Linked DNA regions of Homo sapiens: all the other regions are linked to region 1. The links are chromatin loops, found by intact Hi-C in ENCODE. Cell type or tissue: CD4-positive, alpha-beta T cell. All regions are shown on one strand. Each heading gives the region's core, and the rest is flanking DNA. Links, peaks and the distances in the headings are about the cores only.

Evidence for each region. Peaks named below come from ENCODE experiments on the same cell type or tissue, not always from the same donor. Only the 100,000 strongest peaks of a DNase experiment are listed, where the experiment ranks them.
Region 2: it touches region 1 in a loop (4-fold over the local background); 6 of 110 quality-filtered maps call a loop at or near these places.
Region 3: it touches region 1 in a loop (2.6-fold over the local background); 5 of 110 quality-filtered maps call a loop at or near these places.

The regions. Positions count from the first base shown.
Region 1 is chr20:57,396,447-57,403,711 of GRCh38, forward strand. The region is part of intron 3 of RBM38 (RNA binding motif protein 38); the gene reads left to right. Among named protein-coding and RNA genes, the nearest start is that of RBM38-AS1, 7.0 kb to the left of the region's middle. RefSeq lists enhancers at 1-403, 1,979-2,478, 2,456-2,545, 3,520-4,383, 4,366-4,465 and a silencer at 2,086-2,205. In CD4-positive, alpha-beta T cell, for the core only: CTCF peaks have their summits at 4,077 (motif pointing right) and 4,293; DNase peaks (open chromatin) are centred at 3,345, 4,015 and 4,875; H3K4me3 peaks cover 1,335 bases; H3K27ac peaks cover 1,471 bases.
Region 2 is chr20:58,655,941-58,663,205 of GRCh38, forward strand. It overlaps STX16 (syntaxin 16), which reads left to right. Exons shown (of 9, transcript NM_001001433.3): 2 at 3,683-3,694. It overlaps STX16-NPEPL1 (STX16-NPEPL1 readthrough (NMD candidate)), which reads left to right. Exons shown (of 23, transcript NR_037945.1): 2 at 3,683-3,694. Among named protein-coding and RNA genes, the nearest start is that of STX16, 8.3 kb to the left of the region's middle. RefSeq lists an enhancer at 5,327-5,826. In CD4-positive, alpha-beta T cell, for the core only: no CTCF peak of the experiment used is centred there; DNase peaks (open chromatin) are centred at 4,101 and 5,141; H3K4me3 peaks cover 1,253 bases; H3K27ac peaks cover 2,266 bases.
Region 3 is chr20:57,630,226-57,637,490 of GRCh38, forward strand. No RefSeq gene overlaps it. Among named protein-coding and RNA genes, the nearest start is that of ZBP1, 13 kb to the left of the region's middle. In CD4-positive, alpha-beta T cell, for the core only: no CTCF peak of the experiment used is centred there; a DNase peak (open chromatin) is centred at 3,956.

The DNA.
Region 1 (7,265 bases), core at 2,790-5,289:
TCAAGGGGTGTCTGTCCATTCTTGGGCTGAGGGCACCGGGAGCAGAGGTTTGTCCTGGGACTAGCTGCACCCAGAGCCTCTCCTTGGGTTATTTTTGAAGGGCCAGCTGCTTCCCTGGGTGCGGGTCTCCCTGCCTGTTAAGGGGGCCTGGCTGTGGCCTTGACTCCCGTTCACAGAGTGCCTCATATGTACATTATAGAACGTTTGAAGGGGGTGGAATATCCCTGGCCTCCACCCCTAGAAGCCAGTAGCATTGCCTCGCCCAAGTCATGACTACCAAAAATGTCTCCAGACATTGCCAAATGTCCCCTGGATTTAGTGGCATGAGGACCAGTATCTGTGAGTCTCTTGGACCTTGCCTCATGGTCACAAGATGACTGCCACGGCTCCAGACATCCCACCCACGTTCAGGGCAGAAAGGACAATAAGGGCCAGTACGAACTGCCTCTGTCTTTTTTAGCAGAAAAATGGAAGTTTTCACAGAGGCCACAACAGGCTTCCACTTAAGTCTCACTGGCCACAACTGGGTGACAGGACACGGCCACCACAGGGGCTCTGAGATGAGAAGACAGGCTCCTCGGACTCCGGAGTGTCAGGTACAGGCTGTATCCAGGAGCAAGAGCCCTGGGGGTCTGCCTGGGCTTAAGGCCAGGCCCAGCCTGTCTCTGCAGGCTCCTCCCCATCTGTGAGTGAGAACGGTCACACTGCCTTCCCTACAGGGCCAACTTGACTGTGTGTGGAGGGCCTGGCCCTGGGAAGTCACGGTTTGTCAGTGACGCATCTCTTGCCGGCCCTGCTTCAGGGTCTGTTGATTGATTACCTGTGCAAAACCGAGGCTTAGAGCAACTGAGAGACTTGCTGAGTTCACACATCCCAGGATGGTGGGGCCTGAGCTGTGGGCTGCGAGACTCTTGTCCCTCCCACAAGGACTCAACGCCTCCCTCTGGCTAGATGGCAGCTCTTGGATGATTCAGAGCACAAGGCCTCGAGACTGATGATGACCGTGAGACCCTCTCCCAGGCATGTGCCTGCCCCACTGCATGTATAGTTTCAGGGACCCCTACGTCCTTTGTGTGAAGGTCTCTGGTGCCCACTGGGTAGTAGATGGCTGCCCTTACCATCACGGGGCCTTGGTGTGTGCACACCACGGGGCCTGGACAGAGCACCTGGGTCCCCAGAGCAAGAGGACGTACTGGGGAGGCAGTGATGGGAAGATGTCTGTCTCCTTGAGAGCATGGGATGCACAAGCTGGGGAGAATGTCGACAGCTACTCCCAGCATCATTCATTCATCAGGTGTTTATTGAGTGCTTGCTGTATGCCAGACCTGGTGCCAGGGATCCTTTGAATAAGAAAGACACGGTCCCCGATCTCGTGCTCACATTCTGTTTGTGCACTCGTGGGCCCACATGGTGATGCGTGCAGTTAAACAGGAAGCTGGCGGAATGAGTGCCTGCGTGGGGACGGAACAGTTCCGCGTCTCGAGTACAGTGGTGGGGAGATGTGTCTGTGTGTGTGATAAAGCTTCACAGTTTGTGTGTAACTACACATGACATGTAAGAATGTTGGTGTGTGTAGAAGATGATGCAGCGTGCTGAAGGCCTGCAGTCCAGGTCATAGCAGTGTGCCTGGGTTAGTGTCCTGGTTTTGCTCATGTCCTTAGTTACTCTGATGTGCCCTTGGGGGATGGAGGAGGTAGGGTACACAGGATCTCTCTGTACTGTTTTTGCAACTTCTTGGGAGTCTTTTATTATTTTATAATACAAAGTGAAACAAAGCCAGAGGAGCTGTTTGCAGGTGATGGCGTGTGTGTGTGTGTGTGTGTGTGTGTACGCACGCACACGTGTGCGGGCGTGCTGGGGAAGGCTCCACTGAGGATGGCGGAAATGGGCCCTGTTGGCTTCTGGGGAAGAGCGAGCAGCCCAGGCCCAGGGTGACAGGCCAGCTGCAGGTCGCCGTGGCGGGCACAGGGTGAGCACCGCAGGGCAGGGGCAGAAGCTGAGGTCAGAGCCAGGCGGCATGGGGGCTGGGAGGAAGTGACTCCCCCCAACACTGTGGCGTCACGTTTTCACCCTCAGGGTGTCTCGTGGTGGCCCCGCCGCCCCCCTGCCCCCCCACAAGGCTTCCTGTTTGGCAGCTCATCTGGAGCCAGGCGTGGGCTGCACCGTGGCCCTCCTGGGCGGGCGCCCGTGCCGCACCTGTTGTTTGTCCTGTCTGCTGAAACAGAAAGCAGCCTTTGGGTGGCGGGGGCTCTTCTCCGAGCATGAGTTCTCACCCTGGCTCGCTGCTGGGCTTGGGGAGCCTCTTCTGGAAGCCTTGGGCCAAGGGGCACAGCTTTGTCTCAGGGTAGAAGCCTGATCACAGACTGAGTGGAGGCCCAAGCTCGAGCTTTCCTCGTTTAGCCTCAGTTTCACCTTGTGTCCAGGGTGGACAGGCTGATAACTCTGCAGTGTGCTTGCGGGCATCAGGACCTTCCTGCTGATCTCATTTGGATAGAGTAGGGAGCTGGACACTGGGTCAGCTTGTCTGACAGATCTTTGCTTGCTTTGTGCCAGGCTGGGGATGCCTGCCATGGGGGTGAGGGGAGACCCGGTCCCAGCTCCTAATCACAGTGCTTTCTGCAGCGAGGTGCTGAGAGGAGGACAGAGACAAAGGAGGTCAGCATGCCTCAGAAGGCGACAGGAGCTGGGGAGGGGAAGGGAGCAGCCGGGGAGGCTCAGGGCCCGACAGGGTAGCCTCAGCTCCTAGAGGACTTTGATGACCCAGGGAGGCACTGCTACATTCCTCCAAGTGACACCGGACCACGCAGGCTCCGAGCGGAGGAGGGATGGGTCAGTCTGCATTTTTGTTTTCAGAGTGTTTTTGCTTCTGGCTGCTGGGTTGAGCCTGGACTGCCGAGGGTATTGTGGTGGTTGGAGGCCCTTAGAGGATGCCCAGTAATCCAGGCATGAGACGAGGGTGCTGCCTGCACCAGCGGCCCTGGTGAGATACAGTGAGATTCTGGGTGTCTATTTTAAAGAACCTGGGAAAGAAAGAGGAGTCCAAGAAGATTCTGGAGCTTTGGGCCTTTGAAATGGGAGATGGGCTTGGCCCTGACTGGGGTGGAGGCAGCTGTGCAGTACAGTTTTGGGGAGAAGGTCAGGAGTTGGAGTTTGGGCCGGTTCAGGTGGAGATGCTGTTCCGGGCCTGGCATTGCCCCACAGAGAGGGCGTTCGACCTGTGTCCTGTGGCTGGCTGCCCCACAGAACTTGAATGTCCCTAGACCTCCCGGCCCTCCCCCTCACAAGTCACTGGGGATTCCCGGGAGGCAGGGCCATGGCCTGGCTTCCTGCCTGCCAGGCGCCTCGGGGACCTTCCCACACCCAGCCAGGCGGGAGTCAGAACCCTAAGAGCTGCGGTCCGTCTCTGCCGAGGTGGGGCAAGGCCCCTGGAGAGCAGGGAAAGTGAAATGGGCTCATTTGCCTTTTTCGTTTTTATTTTCAGAGGCGACTTTATGTTCAGAAAATGAGTCCTCCTGGGCCGTGGTCAGTTCTTTTCGCTGCGAGTTCTGCTTTGAGTGTGGGCAGCATGTGTCCCCAGCACCATCTGTACTTCTCTCTCCCGCCCACCACGGGGTTCTCAGACTCTGCCGGAGGCCCAAGCCCTCTGTCTTGGGGGCAATCTGTTGGACTCTGCAGCATCCTTAGTTTACAGATGGGGAAACAGAGGCCGGAGGGGCTGAGTGATGGTCCATGCGACTTGGACAGGCATGGCCAGGATCCGGGCTTGGGGCTCTTCCTGCCCTTGGACCCCTGAGTCTCTGTGGACAGAGTCAGCTGGGGTGCTCTTGACTGTGTGCTGACCCTGGGTGTGTTGGGGTGCAAATGCTGCCTGGGCCACGTGTGAACGGGAAGGGAGGCAGGCACCTCAGATTTCCAGTCTGGACCAGGCTCGGGGTCCCCCTGTCCTCTCCTGGGCTGTGGCAGAGCCAGCTCCTCCTGCATGCCCAACCCTCCCGGCATGGCCTGGCCTTTCCAGCCCTAATGGTGGCCCGTTTCAGTGGCTCCGTGATTTGGGGGTTTGGTGTTGCCCAGGCTCCGGCACTAGAGGGAAGCAGAGAACCCCTGAGTCATCCTTCCGCAGACACCCCGGACCCCAGCTAGGTGCCTGTGCCCAGTGTCCAGCGTTGCAGTGGGGCTTGGGTGGCATGTGGGGGGTCTGTCCCACCCATTCCTGTGGTTTCTTCCTTGGCTCTGCCTGGACTTTGCACACGTGGTGGGATTAATTCTCTGGTAAACAGATCCGCCTCTGATTGGTGCAAGACCCTTCTCTGGGGTCTTGGTGGGAGGATAGAAGTTTTCTGCAGAGGATGAGGAGGCACAGACGCCCGGTTGTTCTGAGGCCGGAACTTGGAAGGAAACTGGAAGGGAAGGAGGCTCCTGCCCTCTCCTTTGAGGTTACAGCTGGGCTGTGGCTCTGCAACCCTGGGGAGCGCGTGGGACTCCAGCAGCGGCCGTACAGAGGGCCGATTCCAAAGTGGCTTCTAGAGGAGGGAGCAAGTGCCGTGTGCCCAAAGAGGCCGGTGGGCCCTGGCCAAACAGGAGCAGCCCTGATGAGCATTGGGTCCCCCGACCTTTGGGCTCCTACCTGACTGCGCCTGGCCGCTGGTCTGTTTTGCTCACCAAGGGTTCTTGGCTGCTGCCCCCTGACCTGGGGCTGAAAGTCCTAGGAGAGGGAGGGCCTCTGTCCCTCCCAGCATTCCTCAGGCCCAAGGAGGCGTCGATGCTGCTGAAGTCTCTGGGGTGCACAGAAGCAATAGATCCTCACAGCAGCCCCCTGGGGCGTGTGGTTCCCCAGAGGCAGTGATGAGGTCACCCGGGGCCGCCAGGCACCTGGTCGGGGAGCAGAGGCTGGCGGGCTGTGCCTGTCTAGCTGTGACTTGCTGGGTGGAGCCGTGCCTGCCTGTCCCTCCAGCCTGCCCAGCCCTGGCTGCTCAAGGCTGAACTGCTTTCTCTGCCTTCTTGGGGCAGGGACTCTTGGCCTGGGAAGCAGAGGCCATTCCACGGGGGGGCTCTTTTGCCTCCCAGCTACCTGCAAAGCCGGGGCCTGCCTCAGATGCTCAGCACTGGGCACCTGCTGTGCTGGGGCACTTGGGACGCAGCAGCTGAGACCCTGCTCTTGTGGGGAAGACATTGTGCAAGGTAGATGATGAAGGGGCTTCCGATCATAAGGAAACAGAGCCGCCTGGGTGGACCCCTGAGGGGTGAGCTTTGAGCTGTGGGAAGAAGCAAGTGCATAGGTGCGAAGGTCCTGTGGTGGGAAGGAGTCGAATCTGGGAACAGAAGGAGCCCAGGGCAGTGGGAGTGTGGCCAGGGAGGGCGCAGTGCAAGTGGAGATGAGTTAGAAGAGGTAGGTTGAGGCCTAATAACGCAGGAAGCCACAAGGGAGCAGTTTGGGTTTTCTTCTGGGTACAGTGGGAGGCAGCTGGAGGGTTCTGCTTCTGGAGGTGATGGGGTGTTGATGTTTTCGTTTGTTTGTTTTTTGAAACGGAGTCTCGCTCTGTCTCCAGGCTGGAGTGCAGTATCTTGATCTCAGCTCACTGCAGCCTCCGCCTCCCGGGTTCAAGCCATTCTCCTGCCTCGGCCTCCTGAGTAGCTGGGATTACAGGCACGCACCACCACGCCCAGCTATTTTTGTATTTTTAGTAGAGATGGGGTTTCACCGTGTTGGCCAGGATGGTCTCAATCTCCTGACCTCATGATCCGCCCGCCTCGGCCTCCCTAAGTGCTGGGATTCCAGGCGTGGGTCTTGATGTTTTTAAGACAGCTCCAACTGCTGCTGGGTGAAGGATTCAGGGATGGAGGCAGGTCTCCACCACCACCAAGGCAGGGCCACGCCACTGCGCCCGCCTGGAGAGTCGGTGATGAAGGAGAGGGAGGATCGGAGAATTGAGGGATGGAAGCAGGGAGCTCCCTGTTGGATGGTGTGGGCATAGGCTGCAGTGGGGGTGAGTGGGCAGGGCAGTGCCTGGGTGGCCTGGTGGGCTCTTCACTGAGGTGGAGAGTGCAGGAGAGTCCCACCAGGGCCAGGCAGACACGTGCCCTGGCAGGCGAGCCTGTGCAGGGGACACACTTGGTGGGTGGGGCGGCGTGCAGCTACCAGGCTGTGCCCTTGTGTGCAGAGGCTGTGGCACCTGAGCTTTCTGAGCATGGCGTGTGAGTGGGGATGCTGAGGAACCTGCCTGGTGCGTGCACCCGCTCCCCATTGCCAGGCAGTGAAGCCTTGGGCCTGCGGCCGGGGCGGGGCCGCCCTTGGACAGTGCAGGGCCGGTGGTTTGGCTGCATTTTTCTTTCTCACCTGACCACTCAGTGGGTTCGCCCATGCGTGCGTGGCTGCATGAGCCCCTCTGTCTCTCTTTGCTCCCACCTGCCTTCTTTGTGGCCGCCCGGCGTGGGCACCTGTGGTCAGAGCAGCAGTGAGGATCCCTTGTCTTTGCCCTTCCCCTTCCCCATGTGGTTTCTGATGGTCCACAGTCGGGCGTCTCAGCCTTGGCACTGCGGACCTTTAGGACGGCATCGTTCTTTGTTGTGGGGGCACCCTGAGCATTGTAGGAAGCGGTCAGCACCCCTGGCCTCGACCCCTAATGTCAGCAGCACCCCCACCCGCACCTCATATTCCTAGTTGTCAGTTGTGACAACTAGGACCGTCCCTAGGCATTTTCCAGTGTCCCCTGGGGGCACAGTTGTCCTGGTTGGGAATCGCTGTTCTAGTGGCACCTCTAGGCCTCACAGCAAGCTTTTGAGGTCAGCCTCTGTAGGACCCAACTTACAGATGAGGAAACTGCGCCTTGGAAGTTTTGAAACCTGTTTGGTAACTCAGACAAGTGCAGGGGCGAGGCGCAACCCTAGGAGGGAGAGAAGCTGCTGGAACCCAGCTCCTGCCTGGCGGGGCTTCGTGGCTGCTTCTACCTTAACTTCAGCCGGTGTTCTCACTCCCCCTTGGGGCTTGAGGTGTGGCCCGTGCTGTGCCTTCCTTTTATTTTGAGCTGAACCTGGGGCCCCAGCCAGTCCTTGCAGGCACAGCTACCAGCAGCAGGCCCCACTGTACCAGTCCCTTGCTCTGCGATGGGGCAAGTCGCTTGGGGCCTCTCTGAACCTCGGATTTCCTCTCTGGGAGATGGGCTAACACTAGCATCTTTTCTATGGCTTTTTTTTTTGAGACAGAGTTTTGCTCTTTCGCCCAGGCTGGAGTGCAGTGGCATGATCTCAGCTCACCACAACCTCCACCT
Region 2 (7,265 bases), core at 2,951-5,450, 1.3 Mb after region 1:
AACAAAATACAGTCGTATTTCCCATGCATTTTACTTTGGCCTCAGTTTTGAGTGCCCCATCACGTTCATGCCTCAGGGCAGCATGAAATAAAGGAAAGAGCACTGAGAATTGAATCTGAGAATTGAGGCCTAAGTCCTGTTCTGCTGCAGGCTCAGAGTGTGTCCTTAGGCAAGCCTTTAATCTTTTCGGACATTTTTTGCCTCATTTGTAAACTGAGGGGTTTGGGTTAGGTGATTTCCAGCAGCCCTATCGATTCAACAGTATTTTCTCAAGTTCTGTTTTAATACATTGTTTCTCCTGACTTTAGCTTTAATTTGAAAAGGAGAAATTCATAGTCAACAGTGTTGTAGCTGTCAGTCCAAGGTTACTGACAGAAATCCTTAGAAGTAGCCCCAGTACTGTGCAAAAGTAACTTTCACATTATTATGCCAGCCAAGTGCAGGTTTTAAGGTAGCAACTCATTCAAGCAGCTTGGCTTTAGGAAACTGAAATGGATTTATGAAGCTAAACAATTATTCAAAACAAATTGTAAAGTCATAAAGAAATGAATGAAAGGTAGATATTGAGATGCTCTTCTGATCTGATGAAATTCTGTATGGATTTGTGTGGTTTCCTTCGATCTCCGGGAATGGATCTAATATAGGGGTTGGAGCTACTTTGTTAGTGTTTACTGCCTAATCTATACTCTGCTTTAAAATAATGCATAATCTATAATTGGAAGCTAGCGTTAATTGGTCTTAGATTAGTTTGAAACATAAGCACATTATTTTTAATAAAATGTGTGCTTTAGGAAAAAGGAAATTAAGGATTAACTATGGTTATAAGAAACCTGAGGTCCTTATTCAGGCTTGACTACAATATTAGCTAAGATTTATGGAGAGTTTACTTTGTGCCTGGCTCTGGGCTAAGCCCTTTCCGTGTGTAAGCTCAGCTCATCTTCACAGTGCTCTATCAAATAAGTACTATTGTTTTTCTCAGATACAGATAAGGAAACAGATTTTAGAGGAGGTAGGAAACTGGCCCAGTGTCACCCACCTGATGGCTGGGGGCTGTGATTGGAACTCTGGCAAATCTGGCTTCAGAGCCCCGTGCTCACCTCCTGGGCCACTCTGGTGTTGGCTGCATTTTCAGAACTTGTGCTGCAGATCCTGGAAAATGGAAGGACCTATTGTTTTAAAACAATTTTTTTTCTTGCAATAGGCTAGCATCTTTCTTTATCTCACTTTATGAACCTTACATAGTCAATTTTAACTTGCAGATTGAAGATTCTAAGTTTTAGTACAAGCTGAGTCTGTTGGAAAATTAGTTCTCTGTCTTTAGAATCCAAGTATGAAATCATTATATATTTCTCTTTAGATCTACTTGCTTTTCTGCTTTTAAAGATTCCATGGGAGCAGTGAGGCTTACTTTGAGAATAAGGGTACTTTGTTGGATAAAAGTGAAGCAAACTTTTATTTTGGCAGTAACGGAAATAAAGTAAATATCACTATAGCATAGACCTGTGTTTCCAACTCATTTTGCTCAACTTTTCCAGACTTCCTGAGTAAACACAGATGGGTTTCCACTTATTTTTCAGTTTTATGTAGAAAGTTCTTTAGACTATAAATTCCACATGCTACTTGGAGTTTTCAGTGTTTGCTTGATTGCATGCCATTGGAAGGTCAAAAACCTAGATTTAGACATTATAAAGATTTAGAAGGTGATGATGTGTAGTAACGTGTTTTCATTTGGCTTTATTTTGGTCTTTCTTGATGGTAATTCTAAATGTTTTAATTCAGGTCTTGACTAAATTTCCTGGTAATTTGGTGGCAGACAGAATTTTGAAAGCCTTCTATTTTTAAATAGCAGAATGGTGGGGAGGGTCTTTGAAAAGGTGACCTTAATTTAATATTCCTGATGTGGTGGTAGCTGCCTATCACAAGTAATTCCCTGAATTGTTAATAAAATTAGAGAGGCTGGAGGGTGGGGTGGAAAGAGACCTGAACACCTGGGTCTGTCCCCAGTCTGACCATTAACAAGCTCTGTGGCTTCAAGCAATGCATTTATACATTTTGAAGCTTAGTTTTCTTATTTGTAAGAAAAGACTTATTTCTAGCCCTAGAATCCCATGATTCTGATTTCACCTCTTATCAACTAATAATTGTAGAAATCAGAAGATCAGGGTGTGTGTGCTCGGTTAATAATCCAAGAGCATAGGCACATGTGCAGCAGAGATTTTAACCGAGGTTTGCAATAGTACATCGTTCAAAGATTAAATGCCAGGGAGCCGCTGCAGAATAGGAAGAAGACTGAGATACTCAAGTTAGGGATTTTGTCTTGCATCATGTTTTATTAATAAAAGATTTTAATGTTCTCTTAATGTTAAGCTTTTAAAAAATAAAAACATTTTTTCTTTGTAAAGTAAAAGGTAATTAAATCAGCTTTCCATTTGATTTATTAATATCGTCTAGTACTACTATTATGGCAGGGTGTGTATAGAGTTCTTTTTTGCTCTCATAGAAAATTGTGGAAGGAATGAAGAGGATTTGCAGCTTTTCATAATGTCATCTAATTGAATTTTTACGTGGAGTAAAGTTTGATTACATTTTTATTGCTATCATTGTTTAATAATATTTTGACCCTGATAGAGCAGCTTCATTTGCACTATTTTTAAATAAGAAAGTTATGTTTTATTTTCTAAATTTACTGCTAAACATAAAAAAACACAATTGATTATTGAATTTCACCACTAATTATTTCAGTGATCAATACTGTACAAAAAAAAGACCTAGTTGTTTAGATTATCTGTCATTAGTAAATGTCTGTCCAGAAGATAGAGTTCCATGTTGATCTAAAAAAGAACCTTTACTTTTCAATTGAAACTTAACCCTCTGGTGTCATGCTTCTCCCTTCCCCCTCCCCTTAAAAGAAAAAAATTATTCTTACCTTTTGTTTTGTCTCGTTTGCTTGCTTTTATAAGAGCCTTATGAATAACTGTATGCTTTCTAGCTAATAATAATACATACCAAGAGATGGTAAGAGTTTTTCTTTTATTTTGCCACCTGTGTCTCTCTCCGGGAAAGAGTGGTTTCTCAGCTCTCTTACTACCAGGGATGAAGCCGTGTCTGCGGGATGTAATTTGCAGAGACCTTACATATGTGGTCACTCACATGTTATCTGAATACAGCTACAGACAATTTTTGTGGGTCATTTATTTTTTAATTTTGTTGCATTTGCAGGTCTGATTTACATGTTAAAATATACATTTATTTAACATGATAAAATTACATTTTAGCTCTGCTCTCTTATTTTATTTTCCTGAGGGAAAATAGAATGTGGTATTGTATGTGATATTTGGTGTTTATGAAACAGATTAACAGCATATTTTAGTGAAACCAAAGCAAGTGTGTTTTATCTGTTTCCAGTGTATTTTAATATTTACAGTCATTTTTTGCTTGTTTCCTAGCTCATTTTCAAAACAACCACAGTAAATAAAAATTAAAGCATATATTGATGTAGCTTAATTTAAAAAAAAAAAAGGAGATTTTAAAATGCCTTGCTTAGTGGATCTTTATATTTAGTCAGCTTAAAATCTCAGTGTTTTCTCAACTGACCATGCCTTGTCTGTCTGTCTGTCCCATGCTGCTTTCTTTGTGCTTTCCCCAACTGGATGGGACTGATGGGGACAACATGTCTCTTCAGGAGCTGGACGAGGTATTGTGTTTTGAATATTTTTATATGTTGGGTAATTTGAGTTTATAAAATACCTACTTTTCCTGAAGTCTTTGCTCATATATAAAATGCTAACAGCTTATACATATTTAGCATTTGTTTTGATTACTTTATAATTTTTTTAACAGTTTAATATGTAGAATTTAATCTATTTTCACACCATGTGAACTGATGATTTAAAAAAGGCTTTGGGAAGATCGTTTACTAGTCTTGGGAAAGTGTCTTAACTTTGGAAGCAGTAAAGGTTGAACACTTTCTTCAAGGAAGCCAGAATGTTTTGAGAATTAATGTCTGTAGCTTCCTGATTTCTGAGAAGTGAGTCGTGCACTTCCTCAGGTAGACAGTATAGAAGGCCAGCATGTCTGTGAAGGCCCTAAATGAGAAGGACTGTAGCCACGGCAACTGTGGGAGGGTCTTCCTTGTCACTCCTGTCTGGAATGAGATGACACCCAGTGGATGCACCTGGAGCTATTGTCACCTGGGCCCAGTTCTGCATCTCCTAGCTGGGGGTGCCTTTGGCCTTTTTATTAGCTACTAGCATCTTGCCCAGAAGGTGGAGAGAATATATATTCAAAGCACTTTATTTTAGTAGCCGGAGTAAAAGGGTTGAGAAAAAATGAGATTAAAACTGTTGTTAATGTTTGTGTCTATTGTCTGTTTCAGCATTGAAGGGGTAAGAATATTTTTCCTGAGTATAGACCTTTTAAGTAGAGTGATGGAGAGGTGAGGGTTGTTCTTGTTTGTTTTCATTTAGAAGTATGAATAGTAAAGTAGGATTAGGAGGATCACTGTCCTTAAAACCAGTGGGGTCCTAACTAGTAGATTCAGATCTACCTATATATTCTAAAAACCTTAACTAGTTGATAATGACAACAGACTGAGCACAGCCTAAATAGCCTTCATTGGGAACTGGTTAAATATATTGTGTAGCATCTCTGACCCTCTGTAACAGGTAAATAGTGAGGCCCATCCATGAGAGCTGCAGTGGAATAAGCCCCAGACACATGGCGGAGTGGAAAGACCCAGATGCAGAGCAGCATGGATAATATGATTCCTGCTCCTTTTTTTTTTTTTTTTTTTTTTTTTTCAGGAAAAATAACTCATATTTATGCTTGTGTGTGCTTAAAAAATTCCTGAAAAGATACACAAGAAACTGTTAACAGTGGATACACCCCAAGAAACATCTGGGATAGAAAACTTCCTTTCTATTGCAAACCCTTTTCTTAGGGTGGATATATATTTTTAAACCATGTGCATGTATACTTTGCCACTAAAAACAATTAGTTAAAAAAAAAAAACACCACTCAACGGGTAGCTGACTGAGCCAGGTGTCATGGTCATGCCTGTGTGGGGGTTTCCTTTCCCATTCAGGAACCTCACTGCCAGCTCCCCGCCTGGGCACGGGGCCCTGGAGAGGGCTTGGGGGCTTGGAGAGCAGGCGTTCTGAGTTAAAATAGATGTTGCTACTGGCTGAACAGTTTGAAGATATGGAGCTTATGACCTCAAAAGGAAGTGTATAGGATGCGAGGGAGGGTAACAAATTATGGAACCACTTAGGTTGAAGAACCATTTGAATAATGTTCCAAGGAGGGGCACATAAGTGGTCATAATTACTTCGGGGTCTGCTGTCTGAACCGATTTCCAGTCTTTCCTACTTCCTTTTTCAGGCAGCAAGTTCCAGAAACTGGCTACTCACTGCATGAACTTGGCAGGCCCTTTTGCTTTTCTTATGTTTCACCTCTAAGGGCTTAAAAGGGAGTCTTCACGCTCTGTGATCAGAGGCCCTGCGTAGAGAGCACTATCTCCTCCACGCTCACCCCAGTGCTATTAGAAATGCAGGTTGCTGCCTCATCGTGGGTGCCCACGGCCACCTCATTTCCTTGTGCGTTTCACTTGCCTCTTTTGCTCTTTTGTGCAGTGCCGTTATCTTTTTCATGAAGTGTGGCTTCCACAATTGTCTGTGACGTACATTTTATTTACCTCGTGCATTCATTCCACTCGTTTCTTGTCGGATCACTCAGCTGGTTGTGATTGTGCGTTCAGGACTCTGAAGTGCCAGGTACTGGCCTAGGAGCAGGGGGTGTGGTTGGGGACAGTGTCCAGAGGCTTCTTTGAAGCTGACGCAGGGCCTCACATTGGCATCTCTGGAAATAGTGAACACCCAGCTCCAGAGTGGATTAGATGTTAGCCACCCCTTTATAGGGGAGGCCTGAGCAAATGTCCCTGAGTGAATATCACTTGCATCTCCCAGAGTAAAGGCATCTGACGGCCTCACTTCAGAGGCTTCCTGCAGTCTGTCCATGTTTGATTGTCATTCTCCTCCTCTAGCCTGAGTACCCTGGAGATGTCACTTTTCCTTCTCAGAAAACACTAAGTAAGGTGTTCCCTGAGGAGGACCCGAGCCCACCATTGGTTCTCTTACCCAGGGAAGTGTCTGGCCCTCTCCTTTGTTCTCTGTCTTTAATCTACTTCCTGTCTTATGACAAAGAAATCTCTGGGAGTTTTTAAACTCAAGAATTATTTTAAAAGTCACAAGATAACAAATGTCAAGCCCCCAAACCACACTGCCTGGAGGACTGCACATCTGGGAGTGCCTGGGCCGGGCCCCAGTGTCCATGTTGGTGAAATAGGGAGCGGCGCTCCTCTGAAGGATTGTTCTTGGGACTGGCATGGGCCAGGTCAGTAGCAGTGCTCAGTACAGTGCTCACAGAAGGCAGGGAGGGACGGATTGCTCCCCTCCTTTTTCTTCCCCTCAGAGTATGTATGTTAGTTGAGAAAAAAGGAAAATCAGTGAAACTTAACAACAGTATCAGGGTGATGTGATTCTCAAGTGTTTTTATCTCTATATTTTTTGTATCATTTATTTTTATTTTTTTGAGACAGAGTCTCACTCTGTTGCCCAGGCTAGAGTGCAGTGGCGCGATCTCGGCTCACTGCAACCTCTGCCTCCCCAGTTCAAGCGATTCTCCTGCCTCAGCCTCCTGAGTAGCTGGGACTACAGGTGCGTGCCACCATGCGTGGCTATTTTATTTATTTATTTATTTTTGTATTTTTTAGTAGAGACGGAGTTTTGACATGTTGCTCAGGCTGGTCTCGAACTCCTGAGCTCAAGTGATCCGCCTGCCTTGGCCTCCCAAGTGCTAGGATTACAGGCGTGAGCCACTGCGTCATCCTATGCCATTTTAAAAGTATTTATTTTGACCATTTACTAATTTCATAATTAGAAAAGGTAAGCATTATTTTAAAATTATTACGGGTTTAGAAAAATGTAGTGCTGACATCACTTTTTTCTTTTATCCACATGCTTATTCACTTCTCCAACAACTCGGATTTCTTAAGCCTAATTGTCTATTAGCGAAGTAGTCTGACTTCATCATACAGGCTCCCAGAGTTTCACGTGGAAGTGTGAGTTGCCAGTCTGTTGATTTTCAGTGTCCCTTCTGGGCTTTCCAAGTGTTCATTGCCATAGACAGTCCAGAATTATCGGTATTGTTCTCATTACCAATGCGTTACGGCTAAACTTAGTTGATTTTTTTAGATGGGGAGGAGGTGT
Region 3 (7,265 bases), core at 2,661-5,160, 230 kb after region 1:
ATTTTCCTTTGAAAACCTCCTCACCCCTTCTCAACCCATGTGGCGCTGACTCCCTCTCCAAGGTTCAGGGCAGGGCGTGGGACTCAAGCTTGGCCAATTAGAGCCTTCCATTTTTATGGCTGCAGTGACTGGTCCAGAGATGGGCATGTGACCTAAGCCAAGCCAATGAGCTTCAATTCTGAGACTTCTGCAGGAAGGACTGGGGACTAATTTCTTCGGAGTGGATTTAGAAGTGTAAGGAAATGAGCCTAGATAAAAGATAGTGCCAGGAAAGGAGAATTTGAACAGAAATCAGTAGAGAGAACAGCAATTTGATGGTGGAGACAAACTCCCCCTAACACCACCGTGAGCATGTCTAGATCCAGTAGTGTATAATTTAGCCCAGCTCTAGACTCTGGCTTTTCAATTATATGCGCCAACAATGTCCTTTTCTGCTAATAGGTCTCATTTAGGTGTAGGTCACTTACTATAGAAAGATTTACCTGATACATAAACTTATTTTAATTTTGTTTTAACAGAAAACCAAAATGTTGAATCAACTGGTTCAAGATCACTGGGTGAAGGTCTAGGGATGAAAAGCATTTTTGAGAGAGTGTAGTCAGTCCAGAGAATGCCTGTGTCCCAACCTTGCCATGTGGTCTCTGCTTGTTCATCATCAGTGATGGGCCACTCGCTGTGTGTGTAGCAGTGCTAATAATCAGAGTTCCTTTCTTTTATCCTAGAGATAATATTACATTGTTCAAAGATGTACGCATGAGATGTTCATCACAGGATTGGTTACAAAGGTGAAGGAGGCACAGACAGCCTAGATATCCAAACAAAAGGGATCAGGTCAATGAATTAGGAAGTCTGTACAGTGAAATGCTCTGAAGCTATGAAAAATGGGATCTAGAATTGTATTTATTGATATGGAAAAGTGTTCACAGTATATTGGAAAAAATGTTTATAAATTGTATGATTCCATTTTAAAATGTCTGTGATTATCCATAACCCAGAAAAATACTGAGAGTATGGAGTATGTCTCCGAGATACATAGGTGATGTGTATTCTAGATTTTCTTTCTTTCTATAATAAAAATGGATTACCTGTGTTTCTTAGTCAGCTTGGACTGTCATAACAAAATACCATGGCCGGAGTGGTTTCAACAATAGAAGTTTCTTTTCTCACAGTTCTGGAGGCTAGAAATTCAGGAGCAGGGAGTCACCATGGTCAGGTTCCGGTGAGAGCTCTCTTCCTGGCTTGCAAATGGCTGCCTTCTCATTGTGTCATTGAGAGAGAGAGAGAGAGAGAGAGAGAGAGAGAGACCAACTAAGCTCTCTGGTGTCTTTTCTCAGGGCACTGATCTCAGGGCACATGATGGCCACATCCTTATAATCATATCTAAACCTAATCACCTTCCAAAGGCCTTATGTCCAGCTACCATCCCACTGGCGCTAGGGCATCTACTTACCAATTTGGAGAGTACACAACTCAGTCCATAGCACTGTGTAATAAAAATAATAGCAAAAATCAATTATTTACATTGCATGGGACTTTGCAATGCAATGAACAATATCAGCATAGTCACAATGTAAACGCCATTTACTGAGTTTCAGATTTAGAAACATCTCACGGATAAAGCACAGATGATTTCATTATGCCGCAGGGCAGAGTCCAGATGTCATTGGTGTTGAAGAGTTGGACATAACAATGAAGAGGCCAGAGGAGGCAGTGAGCTGGAGGCCAGGGTGGGATTCCGGATTCTGCACTGGCACCATGGGGAGTGTAGAGCCGCATTCCCTTATATGGAACAAGAAATAGAGTCTAGATGAGGCAGGGAAGTGAAATTTTTCCCCTGAAGTTTTGGAAAATTGAGACTATAAAACAAACTGAGAGTAGACAGATTAACTGGAAAAAAGGAATACAAATGTGTTAGGTGCACTGTGTGCACAGGAGTCGTACAAAATATGAAAACTCAAAGAAATGTCCAGATGGCTGATGCTTTTATAGCATCGTGAGCTTACAGAAAGAATAGTTTGGCGCATGGAACACGTTATGGTGGCAATGCAGGTTATGAGAAGGAGAGAAGGGGAGGAAATGCATGGAGCAAAGACAATCTTGTTTTGCAGATGAAACTTCACCTCAGAAAGAATAGATGGTAGCCGGTAGGAATGTTTCTCTGTCAGAACTTTAAAGGTGTCAAACTCTCAGTTAATTTTTTTTTAGATCTGGACAAGATGGGCTTAGACAGAGCCTGTTCACATCTGTTGTTTACTTCACTGTATTTCCTCCGCAGATGCAGATCTCCCCTACAAGAGACATCTTTGCAGGGCTAGCCTTAGGTTCACAGGACCTCTGAATAGCCATCTAGAAATATGTCAGATAGATATATTTTGGGGTGAAATATTTTTGGTTTCCTTTAATAACAGGCATGTTTAGGAAACCCAATCTAGCAACAAGAAATACTCATCCTTCTCCAGGGCAAGTGAAAAATTCTTCAAGATAGACCATATATTGGCAATTATTTCTTTAACATGACACTGAAATTTTAAAAGGAACCAACGGAAAAAAATAGCTAAATTGGACTTCGTGAAAATGAAAAACTTTTGTACTTTTAAAGAACATTATCAAAAAGATGAAAAACAACATAAGGAATGGGAGAAAAACTTTGCAAACCATATATCGGATAGAGATACACTATCTAGAGTATATAAATAAGTATTACAACTTAACACTGAGAAGACAAATTGCCCAAATAAAACATGGGCAAAGCATTGAAAAGACATTTCTCCAAAGAAGATGTACAAATGATAAATAAGCACACAAAAGGATTCAGAATATCATTCATCGTTAGGGAAATACAAATCAAAACCTCAGTGAGACACCACTCTGTACCCACTAAGGTGGCCATTAAGAAAGAAAAAGGAAAGTAACAAATATTGGTGAGGAACTGGAGAAATTGCAACCTTTATAAATTGCCAGTGGGATATAAAATGGTGCATCCACTGAGGAAAGCAGTTTGTTTCTTCCTCCAAGAGTTAAACATAAAACTACTGTATGACCCAGCAATTAATACCACTCCCAGGTCTGTATCCAAGAGGAATGAAAACATACGTCCACACAAAAACTTGCACAAGAATATTCATAGTGGTATGATTTGTAGCAGCCAAAAAGTAGAAACTACCCAAATGTCAATCAACTGGTGGATAAACAAAATATGGTGCATCCATACAATGGAATATCATTTAATAACAACAAAAAGGGATGAAGCACTGATTCATGCTACAACATGGATGAACCTTGAAAATATGCTGAGTGAGTGAAGCCAAACACAAAAGACCACATATCATATGACGCCACTTAGATGAACTGTCCAAACAGGCAAATCTATGGAGATGGAATATCGATTAGGGGTTTCTAGGGGATGGCAAAAGAGGGAAATGAGGGAACAGCTACTAATGGGAATAGGATTTCACTTCGGAGCAATGAAAATGTTCTGGAATTAGATAATGATAATGGTTGCACAATTTTGTAAATATGCTAAAAGAACTCTGAATTGTACATTTCACAAAGGTAAATGTTATGGAATGTGAATTGTGTCTCAATTTTTTAAATTAAAAAAAAAAAAAGAAAGAAAGATGGCCAGGCATGCTGGCTCATGCTTGTAATCCCAGCACATTAGGAGGCCAAGGCAGGAGGATCACTTGAGGTCAGGAGTTCAGGACTATCCTGGGCAACATAATGAGACCCTGTCTTTACTAAAAATAAAAACTAAAATATAGGCAGGTGTGGTGGTGCGTGCCTGTAGTCCCAGCTACTTGGGAGGTGGAGGTGGGAAGATTGCTTGTGCCCAGGAGTTGAGGCTGCAGTGAGCTATGATCGCACCACTGCACTCCAGCATGGGCAACCTGGTAATTGTGTGCACCCAGCTTCATAACTGTGGTCATCTGAAATACTGTGACAAACAACTGAAGTCTTTGATGAGGTTGTTCAAAAACCACAGTGGATTACCACTACACCTGCAGATCCTGTCTCAAAAAAGAAAGAAAGGAAGAAGAAAGAAAGTGTTGCAGGAGAACTTCCATTTTCAGCTCTGACATGCTGACAACTTAGAAGTCATCACTCTTAACCCTTACAACAAGAAAATCTGAACACACTGAAAATCAATAACTTTTCTTTGACTCCTCAGAGTACTGAAGTCAGAGGGCAAGCAGCCACCCTAAAATATGCAGAGATGACTGAATCCAGTGACTCCCCACTGATATCTGTTTAACTGGGGAAGAAGTTTTTGGAATAAATTGGTAGAAACACTTAACTGGTAATTTTGGTGAATTGTCAGAGGATGAGTGTGTACTAGCATGAAAATTAATCCTGGCAGCTGCAGTCTTAGGGGGCCCCCACATTTTCATGGGTTTTACCTCTAGGAATCCCTCCAGGTTTTTAGAGTAAAGAAGTGAGAAGATCCCCAGCTGGGCTGGCAATGGAAGGGAAAGAGTAGCCACTGCAATTCACCCAGAGTGTCCTCCACAAAAATGTCCTGCTCTCCAGGGAAAAAGACTCCACCGGAGCCCTCAGCCTTCCTGTCTTACCTAAGCAGGGAGAGAAAAAGCTAAGCAACACTTGTGAAGGTCACAGCCCAGGAACAGCAGCACACGAAGTAACTCAGATTCAATCATAAGATTATAAAATCCTTATCTTCCCCATACTATACCACCACACCAATAGGGCTTCAGGAAAATAGGAGATTTCACCCGGAAGAGCAGGAAGACACAGGCTGTCTTTGAGGAGGAATACTTAGGAGAGCCCCAAGTGAACAGGGATAATGAAAACAAGGACACTAGAGGAATTTGAAGTCTCTGGCACTACAGCTACAGAAAACATTAAATACAGCCCAACTCCTGGACAGAATAACATAAAACCTCACACTTAAGGCCTCTATACCTCAATTCTTATTACCCAATACCTGATGTCTGGTTTTCAATAAAAAATTACCACACATGCTGAAATGCAAGAAAAAACATAATCTGAAGAGACAAAACAAGCATCAGAACCAGACTTAGCAATGACACAGATTTTGGAATTATCAGGCAGAAAATTGAAATAACTATGATTAATATGGTAAGGGTTCTAATGGGAAAAGAAAAGTAGTTAGGCAATGTAAGCAGAGAATAAAAATGCTAAGAAAGATGCAAAAGGAAATACTGGAAATAAAAAACACCATTAACTGAAATAATGAATATCTTTGATGGGCTCATCAATAGAATAAATCCAGCAAAGGAAAGGAAGAGCTTGAAAGTACATCAAGAGAAACTTCCCAATTGGAAAAGCAAAGAGCAAAAAGAATGGAAGAAAACAGAATAGAAAATCCAATAACTGTGGGACAATTTCAGAAGATTTAATATATGGGTAACTGGAATACCAGAAGGAGATGAAAGAGAAAACAGACCAGAGGAGATACTTGAAGCAATAATGGCTGGGAATTCTCCAAAATTAATGACAGACACCAACTATTTGATCTTGGGAGTTCACAGAACATCAAGCAGGATAATCACCAAAACGTCTACCTAGATATATTCAAAGTGACAAAAAACAAAGATAAAGAGAAAACAACGAAAGAGGCCAGAAAGGAAAAAAGCCCTATCTTACCTATAGAGGAACAAGAAAAATAATTACATCAGACTTCTTTCCAGAAACAATTCAAGCAAAAACAAAAACAAAAACAAAACAAAAAACAAAAACAAAAACAAAAAAATTAGTAGACTAAAATAGTTAAAGTGTCAAAAGAAAACAACTACCAACTTAGAATTCTATGTTCAGTTAAAATATCCCTCAAAATTAAGAGAAATAAAGACATTCCCATATAAACAAAAACTGGAGAAATTATTGCCAATAGACCTGCTTTGCAAGAAATATTAAGTTCTTCAGGGAGAAGAAAAATGATGTAGGTCAGAAACTCAGATTTACATAAAAAATGGAAGGGCACTCAATAAAGTATAAGTGGAGATAAAATTAAATTTTATGTTTCTTATTTTGATGATTTAACAGGTAATTGTTCAAAATAACAATAGAAACAATGTATTCATTGATCATAACTTTACAGAAATGTTGTAAAGAACAGGAGGGAGGAATTGGAACTCTGCGCTGTGGACTGAATGTTTATGTTCCCCTAAAATTCTTATGCTGAACTGCTAATTCATAATGTGATAATATTTAAAGATGAGACCTTAGGGAGGTAATTAAGAGTTAGACTAGGTTACGAGGGTGGGACTCTCATAATGGGATTAGTGGCCTTATAAAAAGAGGAAGATCTCTCTCTCTTTCTCTCTCTCTCTCTCACTGCTCTCTCTCTGTCTTTCTTCGTCCCTCTGTCACTCCCTACCTCCCCACACACATGCACTGAGAAAAGTCCATGTGAGGCGACAGCAAGAAGGTAAGTATCTGCAACCCAAAGAGAAAGCCCTCACCAGGAGCCTAATCAGCTGGCATTTTGATCTTAAACTTCCTAACTTCCAGAATTGTGAGAAAATAAATTTCTGTTGCTTAAGCCAGCGAGTCTATGGCATTTTGTTATGGCAGTCTGAGCAGACTGTTATAAAGACACTCTGTTACAAAATACATGCACTCTACATGAAGCAGTCCATTTTTAGAAATTGGACTAAGAATAATTGTAAATGTATATTGAAAACTCTAGAGCAACCACTAAATTTTTAAAAATGAAATATTGATTTGTTAAGAGAGGGGAGAAAAATGGAATCATATAATGCTCCACTAAAGCCAAAGACATCAGACATCAGAAAAACAGGAAGATAAAAAATGAAATAAGGAATAAGTACAACAAAGAGAAACAGCTACAAACATGGCAGATATTAGTCCAGATATATCAATAATCACTTTAAAGATGAATGGGCTAAATATACCAGTTAGAAGACAGAGTGCCAGAATAGATTTTTAAAAAACAATATCCTTTTATATATTGTCTACAGAAACCCACTTTAAATAAAAAACTTGAACAGGTTAAGAGTAAAAGAATAGACAGAGATATACTATACTAACACAAATCAAAAGAAAGTTGGAGTAGCTATGTTAATTTCACAAAGGCAGACTTCAAAACAAGGAAAGTTATCAGGAATAAAGAGGGACGTTATGTAATAATAAAAGGGGTAGTTTTCCAAGGAGATACAACAATCCTAAACATGTATGAACCCAACACAGAACATAAAAATATTCAGGACAAAAACTGATAGAAATGCAATAAGAAGTAGAAAAACCTACTCCTGCAGTTGGAC